2 separate regions of the Homo sapiens genome follow, and region 2 is linked to region 1. Evidence: read pairs that join two places in POLR2A ChIA-PET (ENCODE). Cell type or tissue: Panc1. All regions are shown on one strand. Each heading gives the region's core, and the rest is flanking DNA. Links, peaks and the distances in the headings are about the cores only.

The links. ChIA-PET counts read pairs that join two places held together with the same protein. Peaks named below come from ENCODE experiments on the same cell type or tissue, not always from the same donor. Only the 100,000 strongest peaks of a DNase experiment are listed, where the experiment ranks them.
Region 2: POLR2A ChIA-PET joins it to region 1 with 11 read pairs; 2 of 35 experiments call an interaction of 5 or more read pairs at or near these places.

The regions. Positions count from the first base shown.
Region 1 is chr20:38,415,963-38,421,809 of GRCh38, reverse strand. It overlaps SNHG17 (small nucleolar RNA host gene 17), which reads left to right. Exons shown (of 8, transcript NR_185934.1): 7 at 712-804; 8 at 910-1,222. LOC124904901 (a long non-coding RNA gene) reads left to right here and starts at 4,798. Exons shown (of 2, transcript XR_007067582.1): 1 at 4,798-5,847. LOC124904974 (small nucleolar RNA SNORA71) reads left to right here and starts at 36; the gene lies at 36-163. In Panc1, for the core only: no CTCF peak of the experiment used is centred there; no DNase peak of the experiment used is centred there.
Region 2 is chr20:38,261,471-38,267,317 of GRCh38, reverse strand. The region is part of intron 1 of LOC149684 (a long non-coding RNA gene); the gene reads right to left. Among named protein-coding and RNA genes, the nearest start is that of KIAA1755, 3.7 kb to the right of the region's middle. In Panc1, for the core only: no CTCF peak of the experiment used is centred there; no DNase peak of the experiment used is centred there.

The sequences.
Region 1 (5,847 bases), core at 567-5,566:
CCTCCCTTGCTGGCTCTCTTTCTGTCCTTCCCTGCTCTTGTATCCAAAAGTGATCATGGGTTGCCTGTGTCCCGATCATTAACAGTGCAGGGGTAGGAGTGCTGAAAGACATCTTCCCTGCGTTGGTCCAGCCTTCCCTTTCAAACCCTGGAGCTTTCCCACGCTGCAGCCTTTTTCCAACTAGGCTTTCAGAGCTTGGGCCTTTGTGGGCCCATGTGATGTGGTGACTAGACCCACCCCCTGACTTCTGAGGGTTCATTTTGTCTTTTCATGTTAGGGATCCTCCTGCCAGAAACCAGTCTGCATTTCTCTCTGGGCCCCACGCTGGAATGAATTCAGATAGCAGTGAAGGGCACACGTGAGAACTGCGAATCACGGGCTTTGCTTCATGAAATGTGAAATCCACATTGTTTCCACAGGCACCATCAGTAATGTCGAACAAATGGAGAAAGTTGCAGGTGGGGCTAGGAAAGCTGTATTCCTGTGGATTACTCTAGCTGGTCATTTGCCCCGATTGTGAACTGCTTGAAAGAAAAACGAAACTTCTAAGATGTTTGTCCTTTCATGTCCTTTCTGTTGGGATTTTTTATTTGGTGTGCGTGAATGAGGAGCTTCGCCCTGCTTGAATGGGACCCCTCTCAGTGGTGTCAGCTTGGGGAGGAGGAGATGGCCCTGGAGACTAAATACTTGTATGCTTTCTTACCCTCTTAGGTCTCAGCCTTAGATCCAAGGACAGTCCAAGGAAGTCCTAAGACCATGGAGTTGGTGATCTGGGATCTGGGTTTGCTGATATTTCTCACCGTGGTGAGTTGATGCCAAGAGCCAGAACCCACAGCCAGAGGCTCAGCTGGTCCGTGTTTATGCAGATGGGAACCTCAAATCACTGGTCTCACTTGTCCTTTGTTTCAGAATCTCTTGGTGGTGTTTGTGGGCACGAGAGGGGCAGAGAATGGAGAGTGAGGCTACCACATGAAGCGTCACCAGAGCTGCTCCCTGCTGCCTGCTCAGAGCACCCCGGATCCACTGTTCAATCTGCACAAGATTCGGGGTCCAGACATGGGAGACTTCAGCTGCCTCAGAGGACCGTGGACAGGGAAGGCCAGCCTCGCATCCCTCTGTCCATGCCTGGAATGACTTTAATAACCAAGAGTTTTATTTTTGAATTTGTAGCTGTCGTTCACTTTTTACCCACCCATTCAATAAACCTTACAGAATTGCTCCATGTGCTTCTTAAATCAGTGACAACCTGTGAGCCTGCCAGGCTGGCTTTGGAGAAGGTAGGCCATAGGCCAGATCTGATTTTCACTCTTCCTTGGCTCAGAGGATATTGTTTGAGGTATACATTTGGAACTAGGAGGTGAACAAGTGCTGGTAGTTGGTTCACATTTAGGCATTTAGGACCCATGATAATTCAGGGCATTGCAGAATAGTCAGGGTAGATTATGGAGTGAGACAGGTCTGATGTCATTCAGGAAGGCTGGAGTGTCCTGGATGACGTGGCTCATAAGTAAATGCCTACTTGTGAGATCAACTGTCCCAGTTTGCCTGAGATTGAGGGACTTCCCAGAAAGTGGGTTTTTCATTGCTAAACCCAGGGAGATCTTGAGCAAACTGGGACAAGTTGGTCAGCATGTGTGGGATGTAAAAATCCATGGTGTCAGCTTGAGAGGACAGGTTATGGGGTAACAGTGGGAGTAGGGTGAACATGGAGCAGCTGCCATTGATGGAACTGAGGGGTACTCTTAAGTTCAGGCTTTGGAGATTAGGGTAAAGTCACTTATTGCAAGGCCTAGGCATGGTGCCTTGTGCCTGTATTACTAGCACTTTGGGAGGCCAAGGTGGGATGATTTCTTGAGGCCAGGAGATCAAAACCAGCCTAGGCAGCAGACCCCGTCTCCACAAAAAATTAGCCAGGCACGGTAGCGCACTCCTGTAGTCCCAGCTACTCAGGAGGCTGAGGCAGGAGGATTGCTTAAGCCCAGGAATTCGAGGATTCAATGAGTTAATGATGGCACCACTGCAGCCCAGCCTGGGTGCCAGAGTGAGACCTGTTTTTAAGAGAAAGAAAAATTGCAGCAATGACATGATCTAAGGATGTGCACGCATGAACTGTCATCTCTGATTCACAGAGGGAGGAATCTACACATGTCCCAGGGGCCATGGTGAAAAGGTGCAGTTAATCTCCCCACTTGAAGTTAAAACCACCTTGGCTGGAGTTGGGGCAAAAATCACGCTGGTAAGCCTGTCTTGATGAATTTGGCACATTAATGGTCTGCCAGGCATTCTTTGTTTTTTTTTTTTCTCATGTTTTTTGTTTTTTTATTTTTTGAGTCAGCCTCACTGTTGCCCAGGCTGCAGTGTAGTGGTGTGATCTTGGCTCACTGCAACCTCTGCCTCCCAGGTTCAAGTGATTCTTGTGCCTCAGCCTCCTAAGTAGCTGGGACTATGCGCATGTGCCGCAACGCCCAGCTAATTTTTGTATTTTTAGTAGAGATGGGGTTTCGCCATGTTGGCCAGCTGGTCTCGAACTTCTGACCTCAAGTAAATACCCGCCTCGGCCTTCCAAAGTGTTGAGATTACAGGTGTGAGCCACCATGCCTGGCCTAAGGGGCAGGCATTTATGTTTAAAGGCACCATACCAGCAGTCAGTTCCCTGCAGAAGCATCCAGAAGTCACAGGTCCTTTTTCTGCCTTGGCCTTTGAGGACCATCCTGACTTTTTTGCCACCTTTTGCCAACTGGCTGTGGCTGCTTGAACAGATGCCAGGGGAAGGAATCTGGGTCCACTTGAGGAAGCTGTAACTGATGACAGATGTCTGCCACAGTGGAGGGGACAGCAGTAGAATACATTACCTAAGTCTAAGCAGTAATACAGTACCTAAGTCTGCATATTTCATCCGGCATCAGATCATCATGGGTGCCTCTCGCCACTGTTGCATGTGAGGCAGGAGCCATCCCAGGTCTTAAGGGCCTGAGGAACTCTGAGAAGAGCAGTCCATTAACCAAGGTGGCCCAAGAGCCAGGATTAGGTCAAGGAGGCGTGGCCCTTGCTGGGATATGTGCCCAGTATGAGGGCCTGAGGAAGCAGCTGGTTGGAGACTCCACAGCAGAACTGACAGCCAGGAGAATGGAGAGCTGGGAGAGTGAGGCTCATTCACTCAAAAAGCATTGTGCATTTACTTGGGAGCCAGACGCTAAGCTGGAGAAAAGGATACAAGGGTGAGTAAGGCAGTTTGTGTCCTCAAGGAGATCCCAGCCCAGATAAATATATGTAGCTGTGTTTCAGAGGCTTGGTTCCAGACCACTGCAATAAAGTGAGTTGCACACATTTTCTTGTCTCCTAGTGCATTAAAGTTATTTTAGCCAGGTGTGGTGGCACGTGCACCTGTAGTCCCAGCTACTCCAGAGGCTAAGGCAGAGGATTTCTTGAGCCCAGGAGTTCAAAGCCAGCCTGGACAACCTAGTGAAGACCCTTGTGTAAAAAAATCAAGTTTACACTATAGTGTAGTTTATTAACTGTGCAATAGCATTATGTCCAAAGCAATATAAATACCTTAATTTAAAAATATTATGAAAGAATGCTAATGGTTATCTTTAATCCTAGCTGCTTGGGAGGCTGAGCTGTGCACCAACATGCCCAGCTAATTTTTTTTTTTTTTTTTTTTTTTTGAGACAGAGTCTTGCTCTGTCACCCAGGCTGGAGTGCAGTGGTGCGATCTCGGCTCACTGCAACCTCCACCTCCTGGGTTCAAGCAATTCTCTGCCTCAGCCTCCCGAGTAGCTGGGATTACAGGCACCCGCCACCACGCCCAGCTATTGTATTTTTAGTAGAGATGGGGTTTCACCATCTTGGCCAGGCTGGTCTTGAACTCCTGACCTTGTGATCCACCCACTTTGGTCTCCAAAAGTGCTGGGATTACAGGTGTGAGCCACTGCGCCCAGCCACTAATTTTTTTTTTTTTTTTTTTTTTTAAGGGATAGGTTCTTGCTATGTTGAGACCCTGTCTGGTCTCAAACTCCTCCTAGGCTCAAGCTATCTTTTCACCTCAGCCTCCAAAGTACTGGGATTACGGGTGTCAGCTACCACCCCTGGTCCCCTTTGTGGAATTTTAATGCTTCCAGTCCTTTGCCTCCAAAGCTCTCCAATGCCTTTAAAACGATGGTTTTCTATTTTATCCACCCTTTCCAGTTCTTAGCAGAAACATTGGCCTGTCAACTACTCCCTTCTATTTAGAAGCAGAAATCTTGACATTAGCAGATTTTACTTAAAAAATGTTTTTCTCTCTGTTTGGAGAACGGATTATACCAGGGCAAGAGTGGAAGCAAGGTGACCAGTTGGAAGATTATGGCAGTTGTCTAGGTGACAGATATTGGTGACTTGGAGTAGGGAGATAGAGGTAGACAGCAAGATAGATGTCTATGTTCCAAGATAGAAAGATGAAGATACAATTTTAGGCAAATGAAGCTTAGAGCAGGGAAGTATGTAAAATGTGATATACCATTTTTTTGGTTAAAAGAAGATTTATTCGAAATCAGCCTGGACAACATGGTGAAACCCCATCTCTACTAGAAATACAAAAATTAGCCAGGCTTGGTGGTGGGCGCGTGTAATCCCAGCTGTTCAGGAGGCTGAGGCAGGAGAATCGCTTGAACCCGGGAGGCGGAGGTTCCAGTGAACTGAGATCGCGCCATTGCACTCCAGCCTGGGCAACAGGAGTGAAACTCCTATTGCCCAGGAGTTTTGAGAGTGAAACTCTCAAAAAAAAAAAAAAAAAAGATTTATATGTATATATGCAAATTGGGGTGATTTTTTTTTTTTTTATTTTAACATGCTTTTCTCTTTTTTCTTTCCCAGAACATCATAGTTTCTCTAATATATCCCTGGCATCCTTTTGGCTAGGGGGAGATTTGAATGCCAAGGAAGGCCACAGTGTTAGTCAGTCTTTGTCATTCAAAAATAGGATTATGCAGCAGGACAGTAGCCTTGCTTGCAAGGCAGGATTCTTCAATATTTTTTTTTAATTACTCCTTTATACCAGTAAGCAAACTTGGAGAATCTATTCCCAAAAATTTTACAGGGATGTGGAGTAGACACTTTTGTCTACCATTAAGGCTTAGCTGGAGTCAGAAAGAAAGATATAATTAGGGGTCACAAAAGGTTTTTACCTGATGCTCTTTTTTTTGTTATTGTTGTTGTTTTGTTTTTGTTTTTGTTTTTTTGACCTTGAGGGATTAAGGAAGAAGAAGGGGAACAGAGAAGCAGATGACAAGAGGCTCACATGGGTGTCCCAATTTCCCTTCTCTGGACTTTGACTTGGAGAGGGTGCAAGTACATTAGAGAGAACACTGAGAACAAGAGAGGAGACATTGACTTTGCTTCCCATTTAACACTGTGCAAGAGGCCACCTCTTGAATTGCCCCCTGCCCTAAACTGTAGTATAGCCATGGCAACTGGACAGCTTGGTGTGGTTGGGCAGAGGGACGTATCTTCGCCATCTTGGGCTGCCATAACAAAATTCCATAGATTGAGTGATTTAAACAACAGAAGTTAATTTTCTCAAAGTTCTGGGGGCCAGGAAGTCCAAGATCAAGGTGCTGGCTGATTCAATTTCTGATGAGAGCTCTCTTCCTGGCTTGCAGATGGCTGCCTTGCTGTGTCCTCATATGGTGGAGAGCGAGGGAATGGCCTCCCTGGTGTCTCTTCTTATAAGGGCACTAATTCTATCAGATTATGGCTCCACCCTTATGACCTCATTTAACTTTAATTACCTCCTTAAAGGCCCTATCTGTAAATATAGTTACATTGAGGGTTAGGCTTTGTGTTAGTCTGTTCTCACGCTGCTAATAA
Region 2 (5,847 bases), core at 261-5,260, 150 kb after region 1:
CATAACACTATTTTATTCTATTTTTATTTTTCATTTTAATTTTTGTGGGTACATAGTAGGTGTATATATTTATGGGGCACTTCAGATGTTTTGACACAGGCATGCAATGTATAATAATCACATAATGGAGAATGGAGTATCCATCCCCTCAAGCATTTGTCTTTTGTGTTACAAACAATCCAATTATACCGTTAGTTATTTTGAAGTGCACAGTTACATTATTATTTGCTATAGTTATCCTGTTGTGCTACCAAATACTAGGTCTTATTCATTCTTACTATGTTTTTGTACCTATTAACCAACCCCCCCCACCCCCACCCCCCACCACTACCCTTCTGAGCCTCTGATAAACATCCTTCCACTCTCTGTCTCCATTCGTTGAATTGTTTTGATTTTTAGATCTCACAAATAAGTGTAGCATGTGATGTTTGTCTTTCTGTGTCTGGCTTATTTCCCTTTGCATACTGACCTCCAGTTCCATCTATGTTGTTGCAGATAACAACATCTCATTCTTTTTTATGGCTGAGCAGTATTCCATTGTGTGTAAGTACCACATTTTCTTTATCCACTCATCTGTTGATGGACACTTAGGCTGCTTCCAAACTTTGGCTATTGTGAAGAGTGTTGCAACAAACATGGGAGTGCAGATGATCTCTTCCATATACTGACTTCCTTTCTTTTGGGTATAGATCTAGTAGTGGGATTGCTGGGTCATATGGTAGATCTATATTTAGTTTTTTGAGGAACCTCCCAACTGTTCTCCATAGTGGTTGTACTAATTCACATTCCCACCAACAGCGTAAAAGGGTTCCTTTTTCTCCACATCCTCGCTGGCATTTGTTATTGCCTGTCTTTTGGATAAAAGCCATGCTCACTGGGGTGGGATGATACCTCATTGTAGTTTTGATTTGCATTTCTCTGATGATCAATGATGTTGAGCAATTTTCATATACCTGTTTGCCATTTGTATGCCATCTTCTTTTGAGAAACGTCTATTCAAATCTTTTTGCATGTTTTAAAATCAAATTATTAGATTTTGTTCTATATAGTTGTCTTAGCTTCTTATATATTCTGGTTGTTAATCCCTCATCAGATGGATAGTTTGCAAATATTTTCTCCCATTCTGTGGGTTGTCTTTTCACTTTGTTGATTGTTTGCTTTGCTGTGCAAGAGCTTTTTAACTTGATGTGATCTCATTTGTCCATTTTTGCTTTGGTTGCCTGTGCTTGTTGGGTATTACTCAAGAAATTTTGCCCAGACCGAAGTCCTGGAGAGTTCCCCCAATGTTTTATTGCTGTGGTTTCATAGTTTAAAGTCTTAGATTCAAGTCTTTAATTCATTTAAATTTGATTTTTGTATATGGCAAAAGATAGGGGTCTAGTTTCATTCTTCTGCATATGGATATCCAGTTTTCCCATCACCATTTATTGGACTATCTTTTCCCCTGTGTATGTTCTTGGCACCTTTGTCAAAAATGAGTTCACTGTAGGTGTGCAGATTTGTTTCTGGGTTCTCTATTCTGTTCCATTGTTCTATGTATTTGTTTTTATGTCAGTAACATGCTGTTTTGGTTACTATAGCTCTGTAGTATAATTTGAAGTCAGGTAATGTGATTACTCCAGTTTGGTTCTTTTTGTTTAGGATAGTTTTGACTATTCTGGGTCTTTTGTGGTTCCACATAAATTTTAGGATTGTTTTTTCTATTTCCGTGAAGAATGTCAATGATATTTTGATAGGGATTGCACTGAATCTGTATATTGCTTTGGGAGTATCTTTCCATTATTTGGTGTCCTCTTCAATTTCTTTCACTTTATATTTTATAGTTTTCATTATAGAGATCTTGTATTTCTTTGGTTAAATTAGTTCTTAGATATTTAATTTTATTTTTAGCTATTTTAAATGGGATTATTTTTAAATTTCTTTTTCAGATTGTTCACTGTTGGCATATAGAAATGCTACTGATTTTCATATGTTGATTTTGTATCCTGCAATCTTATTGAATTTGTTTATCAGTTCTAATAGTTTTGTGGTGGAGTCTTTAGGTTTTCCCAAATATAAGATTATATCATCGACAAACAAGGATAATTTGACTTCTTCCTTTCCAATTTGGATGCGCTGTATTTCTTTCTGTTGCCTGATTGCTCTAGCTAGGACTTCCAGTACTACGTTGAATAACAGTGGCGAAAGTGGGCATCCTTGTTGTGTTCCAGATCTTAGAGGAAAGGCTTTCAGTTTTTTCCCATTCCATATGATACTAGCTGTGGGTCTGTTATATATGGCTTTTATTATGTTGAGGTATGTTCCTTCTATACCTGGTTTTTTGAGGGTTTTTAATCGTGAGTGGAAGTTGACTTTTATCAAATGCATTTTCAATATCGATTGAAATGACCATATGGTTTTTGTCCTTCATTCTGTTGATGTGATGTATGTGATGTGATGTATCACAACAGAATGGATTGATTTGCATATGTTGAACTATCCTTGCATCCCAGAGATAAATCCCACCTAGTCATGATGAATGATCTTTTTAATGTATTGTTGAATTCAGTTTGCTAGTATTTTGTTAAGAAGTTTTGCATCCATATTCATCAGAGATATTGGCCTGTAGTTTTCTTTTTTAGATGTGTCTTTGTCTGGTTTTGGTATTGGAGTAATACTGGCCTCATAGAATGAGTTTGGAAGTATTCCCTCCTCCCTATTTTTTGGAATAACAGCACTATTTTATATGACGCATGTTAATTCTATGTACCAGACACAGTGCAAAGCACTTTACATTCATTAACTTATTTATTCTTCCCCATGACGAATCTTACCCATCTTTTACAAAAGACGATTCTGAAGCTCAGAAAAGTGAACCTCCCTGAGGTCACACACAGTATGACTACAAACCATAGAGGTGTGTGTGTGTATGTGTGTGTGCACATTGTTGGTTGCATATGGAACTGCTATACCACATCAGTAGAGAGGAGTTTTGGAAGAACATGCCTGTGAACAAGGATATAAAGTATGTTGAGAGGCCCAATGGATAGACCGTAATTGCACCTTTTTGTTGTTGTGGTGGTGGTGGTGGTTGTTGTTGTTTTGAGACAGAGTCTCACTCTGTCACCCAGGCTGGAGTGTAGTGGTGTGATCTCTGCTCACTGCAACCTCCACCTCCCAGGTTCAAGTGATTCTCCTGCCTCAACCTCCCAGTAGCCGGGATTACAGGTGTGCGCCACCATGCCTGGTTATTTTTTTGCATTTTTAGTAGAGACAAGGTTTTGCCATGTTGCCCCGGCTGGTCTCAAACTCCTGAGCTCAGGCAATCTGCCCACCTCGGCCTCCCAAAGTGCTGGGATTACAGGCATGAGCCACTGTGCCCAGGCTGTAATTGCACTTGTTTATGGACAATTTCATATTCATTTCTTCTCCTTCTTATGCAATTTAATTTCCTTTTGGGTGACCAACTATTCCTGATATGTGTAGGTGCAGTCTTAGTGAGGCCCTGGGCACATGACGCAATTAGAATTTCTCTATAAAGGTTTTATTTTGTTTGTTTGTTTTTTAGAGATGGGGTCTCACTCTGTCTCCCAGGTTGGAGTGCAATGGTGCAATCATAGCTCACTGCAGCCTTGAACTCCTGGGCTCAAGTGATCCTCCCACCTTGGCCTCCTAAGTAGCTGGGACTACAGGAGCATGCCACCATGCCTGGCTCTTTTAAGGTTCTGAGTCCATCAGTGAGGAACACAAGGGCAGAGAGAATGGTTAGGATTTATGCAGGTAGCATAGCAAAGTGGTTAATAACATAACTTACGGAATTGGATAGCTGTGTCCAATTCTGAAATCCACAGTTTACTAGCTATCTGACATTGGGCAGGCTACATACCCTCTCTGTGCCTTAGTTTTTCATTTGTAAAGTGAGGACAATAATAGAATCTACTTCATAACTGTTATATACTTAGAAAACTACCTGACACATATAAAGTTCTACTTTGGTGTGTTTGTTTGTCTTAATGTAATTCCATGTGTTCAAACGTTTCCAACTCTTTCCGATAACGAGACCCCCCAGAGCATCCTACTTACTCCAGTGCTTTCCAGAGGATAGGCCCCAGCCTTCGCATTGATTCTCTGACTGCCAATCCATTCTTTTCTGCTTAATTAACTCAGAATCCGCTTCTGTTGCCTGCAACCCCAGAACGCTGGCTGTCATGTCAATTCTGTCTCATGGCAACCTGGGACTCTAAAACCTTCAAGCTGTGACCCCACAACTCTCAGTGGAATTCTGTACTGAACATCAAGTCTGTTCTCTCCTAAATTCACATCTGGAGTCATGATACTAAAACCATCCAGACCATCTCCTGTAGAGAGAGTTTACTTGATTGCTGGGCTGTGGAAATATTGCAGGGGATTATTAGTCCCAAATTAGTGATAAGCAAGTGAAGGTCGGGGATGTGAAGGAACTTATCAAAAGTTGGGATAGGATGGCTCCTAATTCAGGTTTTCTCTGCTAAAAGACTGATTAACCTATGTGGGGTGGGAGATGGGCTGTGAATAAGGCTTGGGTCTGAACTCTAACCCTTACAACTACACTCGTCTTTTTCAGTTCTTCACTTACTCCCCAGCTCCTTTAAGCTTAATATTGCCTCAGAGCCTTTGCATATGCGGTTCTCTCTGCTTAGAACTTGGTTCCTCTGCGTCTCCCCATCTCCACTCTTCTAATTCCTCCCCTTTCAGATCTAGGCTTTCAGACCCAGGCTTCCTAGACCACCAGCTATAAGTTGATCCCTCTACTGTTCCCAATGTCAACATTTGTTTGTTTCCTTCTTAGCAGTTACCACAGTTATTATTTTTTTATTTTTCCTGTTTATCTGCTCCTTGCCTGTCTCCCCCACTAGACTGTACATTACTTGAGGGCCGGGACTCTCAAGTAATGTATAGTCTAGTGGGGGAGACAGGCTGACTCAGTGCACAGTGTTTGATAAATAAATGGACAAAACCCTGAGCCATCTAACCAGGAATAACTTTGGTCACTGTTTTAGTCTGGGCTGCTATAACAACATACCTTAGACTGAGGGGCTTATACACAACAGAAATTCTCTTCTCACAGTTCTGGAGGCTGGGAAGCCCTAGATCAAGGCACAAGCAAGTTGGGTGTTTGGTAAGAGCCTTCTTTCTGGACCTTATGTTTCTGGGCCTTTCTGGTTCATAGACAGCCCCTTCTCGCTGTGTCCTTCCATGGTGGAAGGGGCAAGGCAGCTAGCTCTCTGGGGCCTCTTGGGCACTAAGCTGGGCATGGTGGCTCACGCCTGTAATCCCAGCACTTTAGGAGGGTGAGGTGGGCAGATCACCTGAGGTCAGGAGTTCGAGACCAGCCTGGCCAACATGGCGAAATGCAGTCTCTACTAAAAATACAAAAATTGGCCAGGTGTGGTGGCGGGTGCCTAAAATCCCAGCTGCTCGGGAGGCTGAGGCAGGAAAATTGCTTGAACCTGGGAGGTAGAGGTTGCAGTGAGCTGAGATCATGCCACTGCACTCCAGCTTGGGTGGGCAACAGAGTGAGACTCCATCTCAAATATATATGTGTGTGCGTGTGTGTGTATATATATGTATATATGTGTGTATATATATGTGTGTGTATATATATGTGTGTGTATATATGCCTATACATATTAGTGCCTATATATGTATATATATAGGTGTATATATGTATATATATAGGTGTATATATGTATATATATAGGTATATATATGTAGGTGTATATATATATATAGAGAGAGGCACTAATCCCATTCGTGAGGGCTCTGTCCTCTCATGACCCAATCACTTTCCAAAGGCCCCACCTCCTAATGCCATCATACTGAGGATTA